Linked DNA regions of Homo sapiens: region 1 is linked to region 2. The links are chromatin contacts, found by POLR2A ChIA-PET in ENCODE. All regions are on one chromosome and are shown on one strand. The core of a region is the stretch at or near the end of the contact, and the rest is flanking DNA. Distances in the headings are between cores, read along the strand shown. Region 1 holds the start of NRL (neural retina leucine zipper). Region 2 holds the start of ARHGEF40 (Rho guanine nucleotide exchange factor 40).

Region 1 (4,099 bases), core at 1,345-3,844, 3.0 Mb before region 2:
ACAGAACTCCGATGGAGGCTGGTTAACTCTCCAGCCCCAGCGCTTGAGGCTTCTACTTTGGAAAGTTGACTTCCTTTTTCTCTGGGGCTGGCAGAGCTTCTGGCTGCTTTGGCAGGCCTGCTGCCAGGCTGGGAGGTGGAGAGGCCTACCTGGTGCAACATTCGAGGAAAGCTGTGCTTCTGGGCGGCCCGCCTAAGCCCCAGCTGCCCTGTGGCCAGTTCCACTTGTGTCTTGATCTCATTGAATTCCAGCTCCCGGGTGTCAGGGGTAGCATCCACTGTGAGTACCAAGGAGAAGTTTCATCCTAGGTCTGCCAGCCTCAGAGGACAGTTAGCAGAACTGTACCCAAGCCCACCCCTGTGGCTGAATATACTGGGGCTGTAAGGACTCCTTATTCCTTAAATTATCGTACCTTCTTTCAATGTAACCTATCATTCAAAATATCACTAAAAGGTTTTCTAGTAAAAGTCTTCCAACATTAGGGGCTTTTCCTCTTACCAGGTGGGTTGTATCGATCCCCAAGACGACCATCCCAAGCTCTGTCATTCTCTTCCTCTGAGTCCAAGAGGGCCTGAATGAATTGTAAATTTGCTGCACCTCCTCCCTGCACCAACCTCACTTGGCCTCTGTGGAGAGACCCCCATTATAAAGGAGGGGACTTCTTCCCCCAAACCAACCAAATTCAGAGTCAATGGCTATCTAGCTCTTAGACCACTTGGTACTCATTTTGAGGTTTGAGGCTGACTAGACCTTGGCTGTTATTTTTGGTCTCCTATAAAACACAGTAGGAAAGAGAGTTTTACTCTTACAGCAAGAGCAAGACCAACATGCTGTGGACGTGACCTACTAAGTTGACCTCCCAGCGAGCTAAACATTCTAACATCATTTCCTTAGAACAAGAGCAAGACCAATACGCTGTGGACATGACCTACTAAGTTGACCTCCCAACAAGCTAAACATCCTCACAGCATTTCCTTCTGAGCCTCTGCCTGAGAAGTCCACCACAGAAGACAATATTCTAAGCTGGGTGCGGTGGTGTGTGCAACTGTAGTCTTAGCTACCTGGGAGGCAAGGATTGCTTGAGCCCAGGAGTTGCAGGCTGTGGTGTGCACTTGATCACACCTGTGAATAGCCCGTTCTCCAGACTGGGGAACACAGTGAGCCCTGTCTATGTCTACTAAAAACAACACAAAACACAAACAAAAAAGAATACAATATTCTGAAGGGACCCCCAAACCCATCTTCTCCTCAAAGAGCCATAAGCAAAGAAAGAAAGCCAGCTGCACCCTTTTCCAGTCAATTCCAGGTGGTCTCTCCCTTCAAGGCATTCTTTCCTCAAGAACAGGTTAGAGTCAGGGCAAATTAAACTTGTTTTTCAAGTAAATCGAAGTGGCCTCATATCATGTGTCAACTGCCTTACTAAAAAGTTCAACACTCCCTTCCCATCTCTTCACCCCTTACATCACTCCTTTCCCACTAGGACCCCCCCCTTTTTTTTTTCAAGCTTACTTGGAAAATAGACTATATTTGTGTAGTCACAGAGACAGGCTCCCTTGAATAGCCCCTCAAACACATGAGCAGGTCCTCTTGGTGACCCTCCCTAGGTAAGAACCACTCTTACTGGGTATGGAGCTGAGTGCCATGGGTGCCCAGCAGGGAAAGGCTGTTCAGCTCAAACAGAACAGCTGTCCTGAGCGAATCCCATTTCCTAACCTCTGTAATTTTCCTGCCTGGAGTTGGGATCAAGGCACTGTGGTAGCACCTGCTGGGGGTCACACCAGAGGGTAAGTTACCTGCGGAGGAGATAGGCCAGTACCTGGGCCAGATCCACATCTTCATCCTCTTCTTCCTCTTCCTCACTCCGACGCAGGCCAGCCCCTCTTCGGGGCAAGCCCTCGGAGGGGTCTCCGGACCCGGATCCTGCACTGCTGCTGTTCCGCGATCCCATCTTCTGGTCACAGCATTCTTAGGTCCTGTGCGGGGGCTCCTCCTGTCACCTCCTTGGGTTTGGTGAAAGCAAAGCGTGCTCTAGAAATACCAGGGTCTCCTGAGACGGGGTAGTAGCTATCTCTAGGAGGGTGACCCTTCCTCGGGGCTGAGATCCCTTTTCTTTAGCCTATGCCAACTACCAAGGCGTCGGGAACACAAACCTTCTCCAATCCTGTGAAGCAAAGAAAGCAAGAGTGAACCGTAGTGCGCTACCCTAGCTCACCAACTGAAGAAAGATTTGTTTTCTACACCAAACTCACCTATCGAAGTCCCCGGACTGGGGAGCGGGAGGGGTGTTGGGCGGTGTTGGATTTCCAGGTAACCTCTCTGACCGACCAATCGAAATCCCTCTCGGAAGAAAGCGCTTCACTAGCTTATCTCATCTAACCAATTAGAAGCCTTAGGACTCAAAGACCCTCGACGCCCCCACCTTATCGACCAATCAGAGCGCCCCCTTACAAAGGCCGGCAGCAGTGACAGCCAATGAAAATAGAATTTGGCCTAACACCCCTCCTTCCTCGCCTCACGCCCACGTGGTGCGCCGGGGGTGTGTACGCCATGAGGGGGAGGAAGCCGAGAAGCACCTCCCACTGAAGCCGGCGGTAACCGCCCCACGCGAGACCACCCACCAGCCAGGAGCGGTCGCAGGACCCGCAGCGGCGCGAGGCCTTGTTTACACCGACTGCCGCCACTGCGTTGGCCAACCGCTCCTCCGTCACGCGCTTCGCTCGTCACGCATCTCGCGGCTTCCTGGCCGGCGGGCTGCAAACGTCACACGACGGCCCCGCCCCCTTGGCCAGCCAACTGGACAGCGGAGCACGATGATTGATAGGTAGGCGGGAGAATGCGCGAGGTGCCTGAGGGGAGGAGAAAGTGCACACCCAAGGAGGGCTGTTAGCTCTTGCTGGGGAGGAGTAAGTGGGAACTGCCAGCTTCCTGAATCAGAGACAGCCGAACTAGGCGTAACGGCTGAGAGGCGGGGCTTAAAAAAGAAACGTTTGGTGGTTCGCTACCGAGAGGTATTTTAGCAAGGGATATAATTTACTGTCTGTCCCTAAAGATCATTTGGCATCGCACTTTTCAGACAGTGCCCAAGGGCCTCCTTTCTCCCCACTGCTTCCCCTGTCCAGCTGGAGCCGTTCTTCTGTCGCTGGCCGCAGCTCCAGTCGGTTCTGCCCTAAGGGGTGCCCAGCGTCCCAGTAGACCTCCATACCGTCCTTCCGGGCTTAGCTTTTGGAAGCCTTGCTCTTGGGACGGTCCCCTTTTAGACCTCCCTTTATCCGGTCTGACAATTTTTTAAGACAATCCCTGGCTTTCCGCCGCGGTCTTTGCAGACGTTCCCTAATACACGCGTCTTTCTGTCAAAGCTTTTCCGGTTCCGCTGTCCCCTTTGACGCTCCCTTGGCCCTCCGGGATTTGCAGACCTTCGCTAGTCCCTCTGTCCTCGCGGTGCCTCTCCGCCCCCGGCCGCGGGTCCAGGGTGCGCGCTCGCCGCCTCCTGCCCCCTCCTGCCCCCTCCTGCGGGTTTATGAGTAACAAGCCTGAGTCCAAGGCCGGGAGTTGCCACATCTCTGATCCTCGCCCTGGCTGGGTGGGGACGTGTGGGTTGAATGACCTTGCTGTCTCGGGCTCAGAGGCTCAGGGTCCGAGCTGAACTTCATTCCCTGCAGCCTGCACTTCCTTGGGAAAGCTGCGAGCTTCCCTCCGCCCGCTCCTGAGGGCAGGGATGGGAGCGAGGGCTCGTGGCCTTCTTGGGCCCTCCTGGGGCCTCTCCCAGTGAGGGCGAGGGTTTGGCCAGCTTTCGGGCGACGTCTCCTAGTCTCTAGATCCGGAGACCTGAGCTTGTCACCAGGGCTAGCTTTGATGGCCTCTGCGCTTAGAAGGGTCCTGAATGTTTGGTTTAATGTTCTAGTGTTAACGGTCTTGAAATTATTAGTAATTTTAAAGCAAGTGCCTGGTATTTTCATCTTGCACTCGGCTCCACTGATTATGTAGGCGGTCTGCTGGGCGCCCATCCTCTATTGCCAGATTACTTACTATCTGTGCTTTAACGTTTATTGAGACTTTAGGATTCCGTGGTTTCTGGGTTATCCAGCCTGGAAAATCGGGA
Region 2 (3,170 bases), core at 1-2,500:
GGGGACCAGAGAGGAGACCAGAGAGACTGAGTCAGCTCTCCCTGGCCCAGTTCCTCTTTCTTTTTCCTCCAGCCTCCCTGCCAGAGGGTGCCCTTCCCTCCGTAGAGGGGCGGCCCCAGTAGTGCCCCTGCCCCTCCTCCACTCCCTGCGGTGAGCTCCCCCTGGCAAGGCCTCTCCCCCTCCTCCACTCTGCAGCGAGCGGCCCCTTGGCCATGCCCCCGCCCTCTTTGCAGTGGGCGCTCTCTCTGGCAGTGCCCACTCTCGCAGCGGTGCTTCAGAGTACTCTGCAGTGAAAGTTCCCAGGGCAGTGTTCACTCCTGTTGGTGTGGGCTTCTCCTTAGCGTACCCTCCAGCGTCCAGCGCCCCAAGTTGCTGCTGCCAGGGTCCCCTAGTCCCTGCAGGGAGCTCCGGCTCGTGTTCCCTCCCCTCTGTAGCAGGAGTGCCCTGAGGCAGCCCTTCAGTTCCCTGCAGCAAGAGCTCTGGGGCACTTTCCTCCTCCGCAAACTCTGGTCGGCTCTGGCAGTGTCACGCCCCCTGGTACTGTGAGCTCCCCCCCAAGCACCCCCAACTATCCTGAGGCAGCTCTTTTTCTCTGCGGGAATTTCCCTCTTTGGCCATGCCCCGGGACCCGGCCCAGCCACAGCTGTGGCCAGTCCCCTAGGGCCGGATGGGTGGGCCTGCCTCACCGGGTTGGGGACAGGGATGGAAAATGGTGGTTCCATGCAGGTCAGTTCTCATGACCCGAGGGGCCGGGCCTCTTCCAGGGTCGCTGCAGGACCAACCCGCAGGGGTCTCCCGCGGGTAAGGAGCTCGGACCAGGAGGGGGAGGGAAGCTCCAGGAAAGGAAGGCACAGGTCAGGACAGAGGAGGGCGGGGAGCGGGGAGGTGTGTGGATTAGGGGAGAGACCCAAGGGAGGATGGGGGAGGAGGCGGAGGAGAGGAGGAAGAAAGGGTGAGGGCAATACCCGGTGGGGACAGAGCTAAACAGTCGGGCAGACAGACAAATCGAAGAAGGGGGGATGGGAGGGAGGAGAGTCCCAGAGGGGCCGAACAGTCCGAGGCAGGCTCGGGAGGCACCAGGCTGAGGACTTGGGGGCCCGGAGCGGGCTGCGCGAAGGCCGAGGGGACCCAGGGGGCTGCGACGCTGGACTCACCATGGCTCGGCGCCGGGCCGCGTCCGACGCTTGGTCGGGCGGGCGGGGCCGGGCGCGCCACCGCCTCCCTCCCGCCGCTCGTGTCTCGCCGGGTCTGGCTAAGGGACAGCTCCGGCCGCGGTGGCGGCTCGGCCCGCTCCGGCTTCCAGGCCGCGGGGCCCCGCCAGGGAGGGCCGAGACGGCCGCCCCTCCCCGCCCCGCCCTTCAGCGCCCGCCCCCGCCTCCGCGCGGGACCCCTTGCCGGGACTCTGTCTCCCGCGCCGAGATCTCTGCCGTTCCCCGGGCGTCCCCAGCCTATCCGTCCCGTTCACCGGCAACCTTCTTTCTTCTCCGCCCCGCCCTCCAGCGGGTAACCTCGACCCTGACCCTCGGAGGCCCGCCCAGCCGAGGATGCCCCTCTTTTCCCGCCACGGCCTCGCTCCCCGCGGGATCAGTTTAGCCTCGGCAAGGGATGCTCCAAAGGCTGGGGCGTGCGTGAATTCCCTTGGGCCGCCCCTTCCCAGAACTGGGGTCTTCCTGCGGCTGGAAAGCCTCCCCGCTCTAACTCGCCCGGGATCCTCTTCTCTCAACGGTTTCTAGACTTTGGCAGGACCCAGGGCTCAAATGAGACCTTCAGGCCCCTGCCTGCCTAGCAGAGAGCGGAGGGCCGGGAAATCAGGGGATTCCCCAACCCCCCGGGGGCTTGCCCGCCCTCCTTTCCCTCCATCTCCTCGGGCCTGGAATCTCTGGGCTGACAATGGGCTCCTCTGTGTTGCCTGGGGAAGGCGGGAGTGTGCGGGAGTTAGGGAGCAGCGAAGGCTTGGGATAGGGGGCGGACATCCTGGCCAAGGGGGCAGGGTTCCCGGATCGGGATGCTTATGTAGGGGCGTGCATTTCGCCGGACATTTTCTGAGTTCTCTCCTCCGTGGCCCTTCCCTTCCGCATCCCTACCTCTCTATTCGGCTAGAAGAGGGAAGGCACCAGGCCTCCAGTTCGAGGATTCGGTACTGGATGCCAGCCCCTTCCTTCTGTTGGGGTGGCTATAGAGTCCCGCAGGGCCGCTAGGGCTCGTGGCCATGGGAATGGGTGGGTATCTGGCGCAGGAGACAAAGCAGGGTGGGCTAGTTACGAAAGTTCTAGCCTCACTCCCTCATCAAACCCCGAGCGTCCCCCGACAGTGTCTGAATGAGAAAGGAAGGCCAGATGGGGGGTCTCCCAGGAGCCCGGGGGGAGGCACGGGCACGGCGGGGAGATGCCCTGCCTGGCCTCTGAGCAGGCACCGGGAAGCCCCGCAGCTCCGTGAGCTCTTCTAAAGGGTGGACGGAAGGGAGAGGAGAGGAGATCGGAAAGCCGAATAGTCCCCGGAGGGGCGTGAACGCGTGTGCCCCTGCAGCTGGAGGGCGATGATGAGAAAACGTCTGGCCTCGCCTGCAGTTCCTCGGAGGCCGGAGCCTCTGGGCAGTTGTTGGAACAGCGGGAGGGGAGGCGGGGGTGCCGCCAAGGTGACTTGCTCTTCTCTCACCTCCTCTGGACGCTAACCTCCACCTTTTTCTCCGCTCCGCTGAGCCTGGAAAAGGACAGAGCAAGTGTTCATCCTTCTTAGAGGCAAGAAGAGGCCTCTGCTCCATGCGTCAAAAAAGAACCTATGGCAACAAGCCCCGGTAACCATCTTCCCCGCACAGTTAGAGCCGTGGAGTTGGAGCTCTTTCTAACACCCGGCTAGGGGACCCTCGAGTCACCGACACTCTCCAGGTTCTCTATTACGAGGGCCCGCGAGCTAGGAGAGTGAGATTTTGCTACCCCCTGGTGTCCATTCCGTAAATACTGCCCAGGGGCGGGTTACAGGGGCCAGTGTTTAAAAAACCTTATTCACCTGTCTCAAACCTAGCTCATCTATTCTCGGTGTTGAGAGTGTCTGAACCTTTCCTCACCAGGCCTTCCATTCCTTAAACTGCAGCAAATTGTTTAGGGAACACTTGGTAGGGTCCAAGGTTGTCCATTGGACTCCAAGGCTCACTACTCTTAGGTAGTGGAATA

What was found. ChIA-PET counts read pairs that join two places held with the same protein, here RNA polymerase II (POLR2A).
Region 1: POLR2A ChIA-PET joins it to region 2 with 15 read pairs in BJ. The contact joins the promoter of NRL here to the promoter of ARHGEF40 in region 2. POLR2A ChIA-PET finds 5 or more read pairs at or near these places in 3 of 52 experiments (AG04450, BJ and T-cell).

Annotation. Positions count from the first base shown.
Region 1 is chr14:24,113,444-24,117,542 of GRCh38, reverse strand. It overlaps NRL (neural retina leucine zipper), which reads left to right and starts at 2,594. Exons shown (of 3, transcript NM_001354768.3): 1 at 2,594-2,821. It overlaps DCAF11 (DDB1 and CUL4 associated factor 11), which reads right to left and starts at 2,766. Exons shown (of 15, transcript NM_025230.5): 1 at 2,250-2,766; 2 at 1,794-2,161; 3 at 499-626; 4 at 150-277. The coding sequence starts at 1,948. RefSeq lists enhancers at 2,687-2,836, 3,077-3,216, 2,798-3,513.
Region 2 is chr14:21,068,384-21,071,553 of GRCh38, reverse strand. ARHGEF40 (Rho guanine nucleotide exchange factor 40) reads right to left here and starts at 1,250. Exons shown (of 24, transcript NM_018071.5): 1 at 1,155-1,250. The coding sequence starts at 1,157. It also overlaps a transcript of NDRG2 not described here. RefSeq lists silencers at 1-227, 1,018-1,087, 1,098-1,317, 2,853-2,952 and an enhancer at 1-526.